2 separate regions of the Mus musculus genome follow, and region 2 is linked to region 1. The links are chromatin loops, found by intact Hi-C in ENCODE. Cell type or tissue: heart. All regions are shown on one strand.

Region 1 (8,000 bases):
GCCCTACCATGTGGCTCCCCCCTCCCCCTTCAGGAACATTACTTAGGTTTTCTATAATAACTGAACTATTTTTCAAGATTTATTGATTTTTATTTTATGTTTATAAATATTTTGCCTCCATGTATGTAAGTGTACGTTGTATAAGCCTGTTGCCCTCAGAGGTCAGAAGAGGGTGTTGGATCTCCTGAAATGGGTGATAGATAAGTTTCCCTGTGGTACTGGGGATTAGAGCAGTCGGCGTTCTTAACTGCTGAGCCATCTCTCCAGTCTTTGTGTGTGTGTGTGTGTGTGTGTGTGTGTGTGTGTAGAACATGATTTTAATATTTTCAACTGTTAATATTCAACAAACAGAATAGTTATTTTAAGATATATTTCATAGTTATATCTCCTTTTCATTTCTGATTTCATTAAATATAATACTGTTTCTGTGCCCTCTGGTTAGTCTGGCTAAGGGTTTATCTAGCTTGTTGATTTTCTCAAAGAACCAGCTCCTGGTTTGGTTGATTCTTTGTATAGTTCTTTTGTTTCTATCTGGTTGATTTCAGCCCCAAGTTTGATTATTTCCTGCCTTCTACTCCTCTTGGGTGTATTTGTTTCTTTTTGTTCTAGAGCTTTCAGGTGTGCCTTCAAGCTGATAGTGTAAGCTCTCTCCAGTTTCTTTTTGGAGGCACTTAGAGCTATTAGTTTTCCTCTTACCACTGCTTTCATTGTGTCCCATAAATTTTGGTATGACATGTCTTCATTTTCATTAAATTCTAAAATGTCTTTAATTTCTTTCTTTATTTTTTCCTTGACCAAGTCATCATTGAGTAGAGCAACCAGATTCTATGTGTATGCGTGTCTTCCATTGTTTTTGTTGGTATTTAAGACCAGCCTTAGTCCATGGTGATCTGATAGGGTGCATGGGATTATGTGAATCTTCTTGTATCTGTTGAGGCCTGTTTTGTGACTGATTATATGGTCAGTTTTGGAGAAGGTACCATGAGGTCTGAGAAGAAGGTACATTCTTTTGCTTTACGATGAAATGTTCTGTAAATGTCTGTTAGATCCATTTGGTTCATAACTTCTGTTAGTTTCACCGTGTCTCTGTTTAGTTTATGTTCCCATGATCTGTCCATTGCTGAAAGTGGGGCATTGAAGTCTCCTTATTATTATTGTGTGGGGTGCAATGTGTGCTTTGAGCTTTAGTAAAGTTTCTTTTATGAATGTGGTTGCCCTTGAATTTTGGAGCATCGATGTTCAGAATTGAAGATTTTTCCTTTGACAAATATGAAGAGTCCTTCCTTATCTTTTTTGATAACTTTTGGTTGAAAGTCGATTTTATTTGGTATTAAAACGGCTGGCTACTCCAGCTTGTTTCTTGGGACCATTTGCTTGGAAATTGTTTTCTAGCCCTTTACTCTGAGGTGGTGTCTATCTTTGTCACTGAGGTGCGTTTCCTGTATGCATTAAAATGCTGGGTCCTGTTTACTTATCCAGTCTATTAGTCTGTGTCATTTTTTTGGGAATTAAGTTCATTGATGTTAAGAGATACCAAGGGAAAGTGATTGTTACTTCCTGTTATTTTTGTTGTTAGAGGTAGGATTATCTTTGTGTGCCTATCTTCTTTTGGGTTTGTTGAAAGATTACTTTCTTCTTTTTTTCTAAGGTGTAGCTTTCTTCCTTGTGTTGGAGTTTTCTATCTATTATCCTTTTTAGGGATGGATTTATGGAAAGATATGTAAATTTGGTTTTGTCATGAAATATCTTGAGCTGTAGGAAGTGCACCCAGAACTCGGTTCTCCCCCCCCCCCCAAAAAAAAAATCAGGGTTAAGTTTAGGGTTAGGTAATCTATGCTAATTGAGAGTTTTGCTGGGTATAGTAGCCTAGGCTGGCATTTGTATTCTCTTAGGGTCTGTATAACGTCTGTCCAGGATCTTCTAGCTTTCATAGTCTCTGGTGTAATTCTAATAGGCCTGCCTTTGTATGTTACTTGACCTTTCCCCCTTACTGCTTTTAATATTCTTTCTTTGTTTAGTGTATTTGGTGTTTTGATTATTATGTGATTGGAGGAATTTCTTTTCAGGTCCAATCTATTGGGGCTTCTATAGGCTTCTTTGTATGTTCATGGGCATCTCTTTTCTTCAGGTTAGGAAAGTTTTCTTCTATAATTTTGTTGAAGATATTTACTGGCCCTTTAAGTTGGGAATCTTTGTTCTCTTCTATTAGCCTTACCTTTTCGTTTGATCTTTTTGTTGTGGCCTGCATTTTCTGGATGTTTTGGGTTAGGAGCTTTTGGCTTTTTGCATTTTCTTTGATATTGTGTCATTCTTTTCTATGCATCTGAGATTCTCTCGTGTATGTGTTGGTGATTCTTGCATCTATGACTCCTGATCTCTTTCCTATGTTTTCTAACTCCAGGGTTGTCTGTCTCCCTTTGTGATTTCTTTATTGTGTCTATTTCTATTTTTAGATTTTGGATGGTTTTGCTCATTTCCTTCGCCTGTTTGATTGTGTTTTCCTGTAATTCTTTAAAGGATTTTTGTGTTTCCTCTTTAAGGGCTTCTAGCTGTTTACCTGTGTTCTCTTGTATTTTTTTAAGGGAGTGATTTACGTCCTTCTTAAAATCCTCTATCATCATCATGAGATGTGATTTTTAAATCAGAGTTTTGCCAAGTTGATGCCAAGTAACCTTGGTTTCTGTTGCTGATGTTCTTATGCTTGCCTCCACCATCTGATTATCTCTAGTGCTACCTGCCTTTGCTATATCTGACTGAAGTCTGTCTTTCCTGTGATCCTGGTTGTGTCAGAACTCCTCAGAGTTCAGCTGTCTCTGTGATTCTGTGATCCTGAGATCCTGGGTGTGTCAGAGCTCCTGGGAGTCAAGCTACCTCTGGGACCCTGAGATCCTGGTGTGGCAAAACTCCTGGGATTCTGGGATCCAGGGATCCTATGGTCCTGTGGTCCTGTGGTCCTGGGCGTGTAAGAGCTCCTGGGAGTGGGTCTTCTCTGGGAGTTGTGGGACTGGCTACAGAATTAGTGCCCAAGGTCTACTCAGGGCACCAGTCCAGACTGGAAGACCCATCTCTCCAGTCTTAAGTGGGCTAATTTACATTCTTACTATCAGCGCATATGAGGACAGTCTTTTATCTTAACACCAGTCATTTTTGTCTTATTATTTTTTATAGCTACTTGGGAGGATGAGATGACATTTTGTGGTTTTGGTTTTTACTTCTATGATGAGATATTTTCTTAGACATTCTCTGTCATATAACACACCCTCTTCTTGCTTTTGAGTTGAATGTCTTACATATGTTGCAAGTATATCACTTATTAATGAATAATTTGTACTTCACTTCCCATTCTGCAGGTTGTTCATCTTGTTGATGGTTTCCTTTCTTGGACAGATTTTCTTAGAAACCTTATTAGTTAAGTTTTTGCTTTAGTTGTTCTTGGTGTCTTCTTTCCCCCCTCCTCCCCATGGGCTTTCCATATCTAAAGATGTCTTTGTGATGAGGGGTGATTTTTGAAGCGCTTCTGCACTTTTAATAGTTACAAAGTTTTGGGTTTTATGGAATGATATGACCCAACTGTACATGTTTAGAATTAGGGGCCTGCTTTATTTCTTCTGCATTGCATGCTCACTTTGTGGAGCATCTTCCTTTCCTTTCCTTTCCTTTCCTTTCCTTTCCTTTCCTTTCCTTTCCTTTCCTTTCCTTTCCTTTCCTTTCCTTTCCTTTTTTTTAAAAAGTTTGTGTGTGAGGAGATACTGTTTATAGCTCAGTTTGGTCTAGAACTTACAGTATTAGTTCCATCCCTCTCAAGTTCTGAATTACACCCTACCTACGAGTTGTATATTTTAAAGTCAGGTATTATAGTTCTTCTAGGTCATGTGTCCCTATCCCTCTATACCCCTATCTGCTTTTCCACAGTTTCAGGATTGTTTTACCTTCTGAAGGCATTCATTTATTGAGTCAGGGCCTCATATATAGCCCCGTGTGGCCTGGAGCTCCCTATGGGTACCAGACTAGGGGCAAATTCATAGAGATATACCTGACTCTACTTTGGTTTGAAGCATGCACCACCATGCCTGGTCTTTCCTTATATATTTTGTTATTAACTTTTCTTGTTCCTTGAAGAAAATTGTTCATATTTTGATAGAAAATTGCATTCAATTGATGTGTTGATCAATTTGAGCTATGTTGTTTTTTTAAAAAGTATAATAGATTTTTTTCATGCAATATATTATGTTTTCCCTTCCCCCTGCTTCTATCAGTTCCTTCCCATCTCCCCTCTCATACCTAATCTTCAAGCTTTCTATCTCTCAGAATTACAAACAAGCCTCTAAAGAATAGCAATAAAATAAAACAAAGCAAACAAATCGGAATAGAACAAAACAGCCAAACAAGAAAAAGCCTAAGAAAGAGCAAAAGAAATGCACATAGATGGAGAGTGCAGACACTACACACTTGCTCATAGAAGCTGTAATATATACACAAAGTACTTGTAATTTTTTTTTTTTTTTTTTTTTTTTTTTTTTTTTTTTTGATATAGGGTTTCACTATGTAGCTCTCTCTGGCCTGGAAATAACAGAGATTTGCGTGCCTCTGCCACCTAGTGGTGGAATTAAAGGCAAACTAAGGTCCTGTAATTTTTTTTTTAAAGCCCTGACGTGTGTGTGTGTGTGTGTGTGTGTGTGTGTGTGTGTGTGTGTGTAAGAAGCGTCTACTGTATTAAGTTTCATACAATTTCTCAAATGGCTTTTGGCTTTATCTGTCCCTCCTTCCCTTCCTTTACTTCTTTTTATTTGATCATCCTGTTCCAATCTCTTCCCTACCCATCCATAAATATGTATTCAATTTCCCTTTCCTGCAGAGTATCCCCCCCCCCTCCCGGCTATACAGATTGAAGCTTGCTTATATCAGTGATTTAACGGCTAGCATCGACATATAAGTGACTATTTGTCTTTTTAGGTATGAGTAATTTCACTCAAGATGATTATTTTCTCTTGTCAACTTACCTGTGAATTATATATATATATATTTTTTATTAGGTATTTTCCTCAATTACATTTCCAATGCTATCCCAAAAGTCCCCCATCCCCCCCCCCCCCCATTCCCACTTTTTGGCCCTGGCATTCCCCTGTACTGGGGCATATAAAGTTTGCAAGTCTAATGGGCCTCTCTTTCCAGTGATGGACGACTAGGCCATTTTTTTGATACATATGCAGCTAGAGACATGAGCTCTGGGGGTACTGGTTAGTTCATAATGTTGTTCCACCTATAGGGATGCAGATCCATCTAGCTCCTCCATTGGGGGCCCTGTGATCCATCCAGTAGCTGACTGTGAGCATCCACTTCTGTGTTTGCTAGGCCCCGGCATAGTCTCACAAGAGACAGCTCTATCTGGGTCCTTTCAGCAAAATCTTGCTAGTGTATGCAATGGTGTCAGCGTTTGGAAGCTGATTATGGGATGGATCCTCGGATATGGCACTCTCTAGATGGTCCATCCTTTCCTCTCAGCTCCAAACTTTGTCTCTGTAACTCCTTCCATGGGTGTTTTGTTCCCAATTCTAAGAAGGGGCAAAGTGTCCACACTTTGTTCTTTTCTTGAGTTTCATGTGTTTAGCAAATTGTATCTTATATCTTGGGTATCCTAAGTTTCTGGGCTAATATCCACTTATCAGTGAGTACATATTGTGTGAGTTACTTTGTGATTGGGTTACTCAGGGTGATGCCCTCCAGGTCCATCCATTTGCCTAGGAATTTCATAAATTCATTCTTTTTAATAGCTGAGTAGTACTCCATTGTGTACATGTACCACATTTTCTGTATCCATTCCTCTGTTGAGGGGCATCTGGGTTCTTTTCAGCTTCTGTCTATTATTAATAAGGCTGCTATGAACATAGTGGAACATGTGTCCTTGTTACCCATTGGAACATCTTCTGGATATATGCCCAGGAGAGGTATTGTGGGATTCTCAGGTAGTACTATGTCCAATTTTCTGAGGAACCACCAGACTGATTTCTAGAGTGGTTGTACAAGCTTGCAATCCCACCAACAATGGAGGAGTGTTCCTCTTTCTCCACATCCTCGCCAGCATCTGCTGTCACCTGAATTTTTGATCTTAGCCATTCTGACTGGTGTGAGGTGGAATCTCAGGGTTGTTTTGATTTGCATTTCCCTGATGATTAAGGATGTTGAACATTTTTTCAGGTGCTTCTCTGCCATTCGGTATTCCTCAGGTGAGAATTCTTTGTTCAGCTCTGAGCCCCATTTTTTAGTGGGGTTACTTGATTTTCTGGAGTCCACCTTCTTGAGTTCTTTATATATATTGGATATTAGTCCCCTATCTGATTTAGGATAGGTAAAGATCCTTTCCCAATCTGTTGGTGGTCTTTTTGTCTTATTGACGGTGTCTTTTGCACTGCAGAAGCTTTGCAACTTTATGAGGTCCCATTTATCGATTCTCCATCTTACAGCACAAGCCATTGCTGTTCTATTCAGGAATTTTCCCCCTGTACCCATATCTTCGAGGTTTTTCCCTACTTTCTCCTCTATAAGTTTCAGTGTCTCTGGTTTCATGTGGAGTTCCTCAATCCACTTAGATTTGACCTTAGTATAAGGAGATAGGAATGGATCAATTCGCATTCTTCTACATGATAACCGCCAGTTGTTCCAGCTCATTTGTTGAAAATGCTGTCTTTTTTTCCACTGGATGGTTTTAGCTCCCTTGTCAAAGATCAAGTGACCATAGGTGTGTGGGCTCATCTCTGGGTCTTCAATTCTATTCCATTGGTCTACTTGTCTGTCATTATACCAGTACCGTGCAGTTTTTATCACAATTGCTCTGTAGTACAGCTTTAGGTCAGGCATGGTGATTCCACCAGAGGTTCTTTTATCCTTGAGAAGAGTTTTTGCTATCCTAGGTTTTTTGTTATTCCAGATGAATCTGCTGATTGCCCTTTGTAGTTCGTTGAAGAATTGAGTTGGAATTTTGATGGGGATTGCATTGAATCTGTAGATTGCTTTTGGCAAGATAGCCATTTTTACTATATTGATCCTGCCAATCCATGAGCATGGGAGATCTTTCCATCTTCTAAGATCTTCTTTAATTTCTTTCTTCAGAGACTTAAGTTCTTATCATACAGATTTTTCACTTCCTTAGAGTCACGCCAAGGTATTTTATATTATTTGTGACTATTGAGAAGGGTGGTGTTTCCCTAATATCTTTCTCAGCCTGTTTATCCCTTGTGTACAGAAAGCCATTGACTTGTTTGAGTTAATTTTATATCCAGCTACTTCATTGAAGCTGTTTATCAGGCTTAGGAGTTCTCTGGTGGAATTTTTAGGGTCACTTATATATACTATCATATCATCTGCAAAAAGTGATATTTTGACTTCTTCCTTTCCAATTTGTATCCCCTTGATCTCCTTTTGTTGTCTAATTGCTCTGCCTAGGACTTCAAGTACAATGTTGAATAGGTAGGGAGAGAGTGGACAGCCTTGTCTAATCCCTGGTTTTAGTGGGATTGCTTCTAGCTTCTCACCATTTACTACCTGTGAATTTTATGATCACATTTAAAAAAAACCCAAACTACCAATTCATACTCATTTCTTTTGGTGCCTTTGTGGCCAAACACTTAAAGAGCATAAACCAAGAAAGTTGCATTGAACCATTAGCAGAAAGTATCACAGATCCTTGTAAGGCCGAAATGGGACTCGCTTGTCAAACAAAGAGGCTGGGATGGGTTTGTGGAGTTCTTCCACGCACAGGACCTAGAAGGCGGCATCAGAAATACGCTGCTGGCTTTTGTGGGTGTTACTGGAGTAGGGGCTGTTCTGGCACATCTGAAAAGATATCCTTGTGAGTGCAGTAGGGGACTCTTAAAACTCCAGCCACCAAACTACATGCATCTGAAACATGTATTTATGAAGGTGGACTTGAAGCTGCCCAGTTCTACTGTAGCAACATAGCAAAAAGAAATTCGCTACAGGATTGTCGCTAACAAGAATAAATA
Region 2 (8,000 bases), 92 kb before region 1:
ACCAGCTCTCAAGGGAGGTGCTGCCTAGGCAAGAGGGCTGCCCTCCCTCCTGCAGCAGCTGGCAAGGGGGTGGGAGGCAGCTCTTCCTTGCTCACACCAAGTAGTTTTTCTTACGTGATTGGCCAGTTTTAAAATGACACACTGCATTAAAACGTTTAAGAAAAATAAGCTGTGCCTAGTGGCATAGGCCTTTATCTCAGCAATACAGAAGTCTGAGGCCAGAGGAGTCTCTAAAACTTGAGGCCAGCCTAGGATACATACTGAATTCAAGGCCATCATTGGGTATCTGAGACCCTATCTCAGAAATAAAACAAAAGGACTGTGCTGGAGAAGGCCCGGAGGGGCTCTGCGTTCTGGAGTGGCGCTGCTTGGGCCAGCTGCTTGCTGGGTGAGGGCTGCTGGTGTTACATTTGAGGAAAACTGCGACAGGATATGTTTGGCACTTCCCCCGACGGGATCCCAGCTGCCATGAGTGCTGCCCAGGAGTCTCATATGCATGCACGAGGTGAAGCGTTCAGCTTCCCCCGGCGGTAATCTTGTACCTAGCAATTGGGAGGCAGCAGACTTGGGCAATGAAGAAAGAAAACAAGAGTTCTTGAGACTTATGGGTGCAGAAAAGAACACACTGGTCATCTTGTTATAGGAGATCACAAATTAACATCTCACTTCTGATCAGGGGAAGAAGGCAAGAAAAGTCATGAAGAGCTGGAGAGAGTACCAGCAGAGCATGGACAGCAAGTTGTCAGAAGTTTAACATGACTTCCTATTGTAATACCTATGGGATAAGTCATAAGTTGTAATACCAATGGGATAAGTCCATGACAGGAGTTCATACTCATGTTTTTGACACTGTTGACTTTGCTTATTGCTAATATCAAGGTGTATTTTTTTTTTGTTGAAGGAAGAAAACCTTTGTAGTTGTATAGTCTGCTTAATATTAACTGACAGTAAAGAATGACCAGCGCACTGCGCATGGGCAAGTTCTGGGTTCTATTCCCAAGGAGATGGAAGAATTAAACAGCCTTCAATGGGAAAAGACTTCAAAATCTTGGAAATTAAAAACAAAAGGGAGGTGTGGCCAGGAGGCTGTCTCCTGGGTTAAGAGTGCTTGCTGCTTCTTCCAAGGACCCAAGATCACTTCCCAGTACCAAAAGCTGGCGTACAACCTTTTGGAATTAACCCAAGCTCCAGGGATCCACGACTTTCTTCTGGCCTCAGTGGACAGTTACATATAGGTAATGTAAAAACAGAGACGTGCTGGGCGTGGTGGCGCACGCCTTTAATCCCAGCACTTGGGAGGCAGAGGCAGGTGGATTTCTGAGTTCGAGGCCAGCCTGGTCTACAAAGTGAGTTCCAGGACAGCTAGGGCTATACAGAGAAACCCTGTCTCGAAAAACCAAAAAAAAAAAAAAAAAAAAAAAAAAAACCAGAGACGTATAAAGACAATTTTTAATGCTGGTGGCAGTGTTGTACACCTTTAATCCCAGGAATAGAGGGGCAGAGGAATCTCTGAAATTTCAGTCAATGTGATCTATACAGGTGAGTTCCAGGCTATCTAAGGATACATGAGACCCTGTCACAGGGTGGAAATGCGTTCCATTCCTAGGTAAAAGAATAGCATGCCCACAAGTTGTCCTCTAACCTTAATGCTCTCACAGAAAAATAAAATCATACACAAACATTTTTATATATTTAAAGGCAAAGAATTCTTAACCAAATTGACTAAAGATAGGAACAGTAATTCCCTCTGGAAAATTAGCTGGCTGTAAAAAATGAGTTATAATGAAAAGACAATAACCTCACTATAAAGGCCTGTCTTGAATTTTAATTTTTTACAAGATTGGACTTCCAGTTCCTAGTAATGTACATGGTAATAAACATGAAGAAGCATTATTCAAATGTAAATGCTAATTGTTTTTATGTTTAATTTAAGCACTATTTTTTTTTTGTTTGTTTTGGTTTTTTTGAGACAGGGTTTCTCTTTTAACCATGGCTGTCCTGGAACTCACTCTGTAGACCAGGATGGCCTCAAGCACTATTTTTTTAACCAGACTTAAAATTAATAGAAGCGAAAGAATCTTCAGAGTGGGAGGGGCTTCAAGAAAGAACGACAAAAAGGCTATACAGGCTATTTTAAATGTACAAAATTTATATCTGTGTATACTGCAAATAATGTGCCTTCCAAAAAGGCTAAAATGTAAAGGCAAAACAAATTATTTCACTGATGAACCACTCATTTGGTAATGTCTTTCTTTACATTTGGGTTTTTTTTTTTAAAAATCTAGAGATACTGAATAGAAGTATTCACAAAATATCCATTGGTTAGAGTACGGTGTTCGAACGAAAATGAAAGGTTTGTAACCGGTCGTTTCGCTGTAGTACTGTAAGAAAGCTTTTAAATAATTAGTGCAGAATTCCAGCGTAGTATTGCAACCCAGCGTCTGTGGCCATGTCACCTTTAAGTGTGTGCAGTTTGGAAGAGCAGAGTTAGTTGGGTATTGTTAAAACAGCGTCGTTGTGTCGTGCGGGGACGTTCTCATCTTCTGAATGAGCGAGAGGGAGAAGGGCCCCGCCGTGGTCCCCTAAGCAGTGAGGCTCTGGGCGAATAATCGCACGGGATGCTGCGTGACAGTGGCTGGACGCCCGCGCCATTGTGAGGTCGGCGGCGCGGATCCGAACCTGTATTACTTCTCGGTGAGGCGGACTTGCGGGCCCTTGGACCGAGGTCAGCTCCGAGTGGAGAACAGGTAACTCAGGGGCCGGATCCCTCCGCGACAAGTAGTGCGCTGTGCGCTTTCCCGAGCCCACGGCGGGCGCCGGAGATCGCGGACCTGGCTCCCGGAGGATCGGCGGGCACTGGCCCGAAGGCTAGGAGACCTTCGGCAGCCCGAAGGCTGGAGCGGGCCGGCGAACGGCAGGTGTCCGCCCCGCCCCCACCCCCGCGGGCAGGAAGAGGAAGCGGTGCGGCCCGGCCCCGGGGCCACCCGCAGGGCCTCGCGGGGCGGGGGCGCCGGAGCTACAAGAAGCGCGTGACCTAGTTCGTCCCGAAGTGGACTTGACAGGTTGTCATCGCGGCTCCCCGCCCCCACTGTCTTCCGGGTCTGGCTCCTCCCCCACCCTCGAGCTCCCACTGGCCTCGCCCAAGCTGTACTCCCTGCCATTGGCTTCAAACCAGGGGCCACGCCCCAACCCAGCTCGCCCTGCCATTGGCCACGCGTCCCAGGCCGCTCTCCCAGTCATTGGCTTCGTCCCAGAGGCCCCGCCCCCAGTCTTGCTGGTCCTCGGGTTGGCCTTGCAGCGCCCCTCTTTCGGCTCGTCCTCCTATTGGCCCCTCGCGCCAGGCGCCTTGCCTCCTATGGTCCGCGGTGGATTCCAGCTGGTCACTGTTGAGTTTGTTCCCGTGGGCATTCCGGTTTCTGTCGGCTTCCCTCCCTCTTTGCTGCGTTTCTTCCTGCTTTCTTTGGGTCTGGGAGCCCGGGCCTCGATACCTGGTCCCGGTCCCAAACTCAATGTAGCAGCGATCTACATTTGCCTCTGTACCCCGCCGCACCCCGCCCCTTTCAACTCCTTCTTCCCCAGCCCCCACGCACACCGCCTTCATTCCCTCACACCTCTCCTTAAATTCGGCTGAGTGGAACAGACTTCATTTCGAAATCAGGGAGAGGGGTTAAGTGATAAACGTCAATATCAATATTAGCTGGTTTTGGTTCCAGAAAGGAACTGGACGGCCCAGATCATTCAAACATTTTGTTGTTGATGGTGGTGGGGGTAGTGCTTTTCTTTGGGTGTGTCTTAGGTTTGGAGGTTTCTTCAAACAGGATCTCACCTCTCCCTTTGTATCTCTGACTGGTTTGGAACTCGCTAGTTCCTTGGTACGGGGTTTGACTGCAGAAGCCAGAGAGGGCGGCCGCTGGGTTCCTGGAGCCGCTGGTTGTGGGCCACCTAACTTGGGGGCTCCTCTGCAGAAGGTTTCATCTCTCCACCCTGGGATTGAATTTTTTTAATTAATTTTCATTTTATGTGCATTGGTGTTTTGCCTGCCTGTATGTCTGTGTAAGGATGTTAGATTCCAGTCGGAGTTACAGTCGCAAGCTACCTTGTGGGTGCTCGGAATTGAACTAAAGTCCTCTGGAAGAGCCAGAGCTGTGAACCTGAGTCATCTTTGCAGTCCCAGGACTTAGTTCCTAAAGTGACCAAATTTGTTACTCCAAAAATAATAGGCTGCCTTTCCTGAGTAGCAGTCAAATTTCCATTGTTTATGCAATATTGACATTTAAAATTTACATGTGTACTTTCTATAATTGAGCTAGCTTTTTTAAATCGTTTTAGAGAATAGAAATAAGCTGGGCAGTGGTGGCTCATGCCTTTAATCTCAGCTCATGAGAGGCAGAGGCAGGCGCATTTCTTAGTTTGAGGCCAGCCTGGTCTACAAGAGTGAGTTCCAGGACAGCCAGGGCTACACTGAGAAACCAAGGGGTGGGGGGGAGGGGGAGGGGAGAGAGAAGAAATAAACTGATAAAACTGCACAGTGCAATGTAGTCTCCAAGAGAAATTTAGTTGAAATTTGAAACTGGCCTAGCCTTTGCTGGTGAGCAGAGGAAGGGTTACAGATCCCAGGCCTGTCAGGGCTGTGCATTGAAACCCTGTCTTCTGGGGGTTGTCTTAATCCCCACTGTGGTAATTCTGGTACTCTCCGCATTTGGGATTTGGGGGCAGGAAGAATTCAAGGCCAGCCTCATGGGGAGTTCAAGGTCAGTATGAGCTATTTGAAACCAGCTCAAAAACAAAACAGCTGTTGAGTGTGGTGGTCTTGCCTGAGATCCCAGTGCTGGGGAGGCTGGAGTAAAATCAGGAGTTCAAGGCCAGCCTGGGCCACAGAAGACCCTGACCCACTTACTCTGCCACTCCCTCTCCACACCCATGACTTTTTCAAAATTACTAAAGTAGATGATCTTGTGTGCATGCAGGTCAGGCTCCGCAGATTGCCCTGTCAGGCTCATTAAGGCATTCCAGTTGACAGAAGTGGCCTTTTAGGTTGCATCCCGAGGTCTGCAGAGCTCCGGGATCCTGGCTGGGGGAGGCCCAGCTCTGTAGGTGCCTAGCTTGCGCAGTCCAGGCACACTGAGAACCTTCCCTCAGGGCTTCCCATTTCCAACTTTGCACTTGAGGCTTCGGGGCTTGTGTGTGGAGCTGCATCTCTTCTGACTTCTCAGGCCAGCCTTCAGTGTCAGCTGATCTGAAATGGGTCCTTTCCCTGCCCCCAACCAGGTACTTTCTGTCCTCTCCCAGTTACTTCCTTCAAAGCATGCTGCACCATCTGAAGCCTTCTTGTTTACTTAAAATGGCTGGTTCCCCTTCTCCCTCCAAGCTGGGCTCTTTCTATTTGCTAGGGCAGGTTTAGCAAATGCTTAGTGGATAAACAAATGCTTCCATGAGATGGGATCCAGTCAACAGGCAACCCAGTCTTCCTATTGGCTGGACCCCATGGTGTAGACACACCTGTGAACAAGAATTGGGAGAGGAGCTACTCTTGTAAACAGTTTATGATTCTTTCATTTTCTTACTTTATTTCCTGTTATTTCTTGATGAGCAGAGTAAGAACTAAGGCATGTGGACTCAAGGACAGCCTTTTGCCCACTTTGTTTCAGGTTGTGTACAGACTGCAGAGTCTGACTGGGCCCCGGGCTCGGGCCGGGCCCTGGCGGTGGCCCCAGGTGGGCAGATCCTTGGCAGGCAGCCCCCCTTTCCCCAGGGCAGCTCCAGGCTCTGCTGGATGCTGGTTCCAGTGGGGGAGGGGATCCCAGCTGCTGCCCTGGAGGTGGTTATAAGTGTCATCCCACAGGGCAGGAACACAGTAAAAAGAGGTTCTTCTCTCCTCCCCCACTCCAGCACTCTCTCAGTGGCTGGACCTGTCTGGTGTTTCTATGACACAGGCTTTGGCTAGGACAGTTTTAGAGCAGCTGCCCTGGAGTTTAAATGTAGCACCAACCTGCGTGCCCCAAACATACAGGATGAGCTTGGTGACTGCTGGTTAACGTTGGGTCTCTGTGATGCCAGTCTTGGTCTGTCTGTCAGTTTTAAGGGTAAAGACATGCCCTTGTATTTGTGCACAACTACCCAGTCCCAAACTGAGGTGTGGAGGCTTGTAGAAGCAGGCTGGTCAGTCATGAGGTCAAGGCTAGCCTCAGTAGCCATGTGAATTTGAGGCCAGCCTGGCCTACACGAGACCCTGTTTATAAAAACAAACATGTCAAACCAAACCATCTCAAAAAAGAATCCTGTGGGTATGGGGAGGTGGGGAGAGGGTTAGGGTGTGTGTGGGAGAAGGGGAACATGTGATCAGAATATATTGTATGAAAACAATCTAACTTTCAATAAAAGTGGAAATTCTAAATAAAATTTCTGTGGACATCCCTTTAGCTAACATTTTCCATCCAAGTCTGCTGTCATCTGGTTGCTCCCAGCTAGGGGCTGACCTAGGATCTCCTGTGAGCTCAGCAAGCACTGAGTCCAGCTCTGGCTCAAAGGTGCTCAGCTTCCTGCATTCTGAGCCAGAGTTCCCTGGCCCTGGGGAATGGGAAGTGTTGAGCAGATCACGCCCTGGGGCAGGGTAGAAACAGGGTGGGACCGGTATGTGCTGTGTGCAGGATAGTCACGTGGTCTCCCCAGGGCAGAGAGCCTACTGTGGGATCGGGATAGGTTTTGAGCCCTGCAATGTTCCTGTCCTGGAGGGCTACTAGGATAATGGAATGTATAACTAACGGTTTAGGAGAATTAGCCTGCCATCAACGGGATCATCTCAGGTTCTTAAAGGACACTCACTGCTAGCATTGCCATTCCAGATAAATCAGATTGAAGGATGGACACAGCTTAGACCTGGAAGGGTTTGCGGGGTCACATTGCACAGGTATTCCTCCTCCTGCAGGCTTGGGAACTGCCAGCCACCCCCAACCACATATAAGTCTCAGTTTCTTCCTCTATCAAGTGGGGCTAATAATACTGGACTTGACTATGTTCAGCGTTGGTGTGAGAATTGGAGGAGATTATGTTTCTGCCCAGACTTGGGAAAAGAACTCACTTGTGGTATCCTGAGGAGGGGAGGGTCAAGTGCATTCAGTGGGTAAGCTTGCCCTGATGCTAACAAAGTACCTGCATTGGCCTCTGCAGGCAACCACCATCTAGACCTGCGGCGAGGGTGGTGATGGATGCCTGCTGCTCAAGTGTAGCCCTGGGTGTCCCCAAGAGAGTGGGTTTGAAGGAAGGCTCTTAGGACCAGAGTTGGTTTAATAGCTACACACCAGGGCTGTCTCTCTCTGAGCCCCTGGTTTAAAAGGACATGTTAAGCTCAGGAAGAGGCAACCTGTTACAGGGTATTTTGTGATTTGTCTTCCTGTGGATGGCTTAGTCTCCTAAAAAGAGTTACCAAGAAAAAGGAAATTGTAACATTAGAGATGGTGGATGGAGCTGTGGTGGAGAAAGCTGAAGAAGCTGGAGGAGGCAGGAAACTTGGGTGTATCCCGTTTCAACCCCTCTGCCACTTGGATGGCCAAGGGACATCACATGCAGGAAAAAACACTCATACACATAAAATAATTCCTTTTTCTTTTTTTGGTTTTTCAAGTCAGCTTCTCTGTGCAGCCCTGACTCTCCTGGAACTTACTCTGTGGATCAGGCTGTCCTTAAACTCAAAGACCTGCCTGCCTCTACTTCCAGAGTACTGGGATTAAAGGAATGAGCCATCACACCCTACCCCATTAAAAAATATTTTTAATAAATTCTCCAACTCTGGGCTGGAGAGATGGCCCAGTGGTTAAGAGCACTGACTGCTCTTCCAGAGGTTTTAAGTTCAATTCCCAGCAACGGCATGATGGCTCACAACCATCTGCAACGAGATCTGATGCCCTCTTCTAGTGTGTCCGGAGACAGCGACAGTGTACTCACATACATGAAATAAATAAGTTGGTTTTTGGCAGTGGTGGTGCATGCCTTTAATCCCACCA

What was found. Peaks named below come from ENCODE experiments on the same cell type or tissue, not always from the same donor. Only the 100,000 strongest peaks of a DNase experiment are listed, where the experiment ranks them.
Region 2: a loop joins it to region 1, with 2.8 times the contacts of the local background. A loop is called at or near these places in 10 of 42 quality-filtered maps.

What each region holds. Positions count from the first base shown.
Region 1 is chr5:25,432,874-25,440,873 of GRCm38, reverse strand. The region is part of intron 2 of Kmt2c (lysine (K)-specific methyltransferase 2C); the gene reads left to right. Among named protein-coding and RNA genes, the nearest start is that of Kmt2c, 62 kb to the left of the region's middle. In heart, a CTCF peak has its summit at 4,589 (motif pointing left); a DNase peak (open chromatin) is centred at 4,603.
Region 2 is chr5:25,524,902-25,532,901 of GRCm38, reverse strand. 1700096K18Rik (RIKEN cDNA 1700096K18 gene) reads right to left here and starts at 2,884. Exons shown (of 1, transcript NR_027388.1): 1 at 1,436-2,884. In heart, CTCF peaks have their summits at 3,315 and 6,461; DNase peaks (open chromatin) are centred at 3,171, 5,751 and 6,601; H3K4me3 peaks cover 2,284 bases; H3K27ac peaks cover 2,832 bases.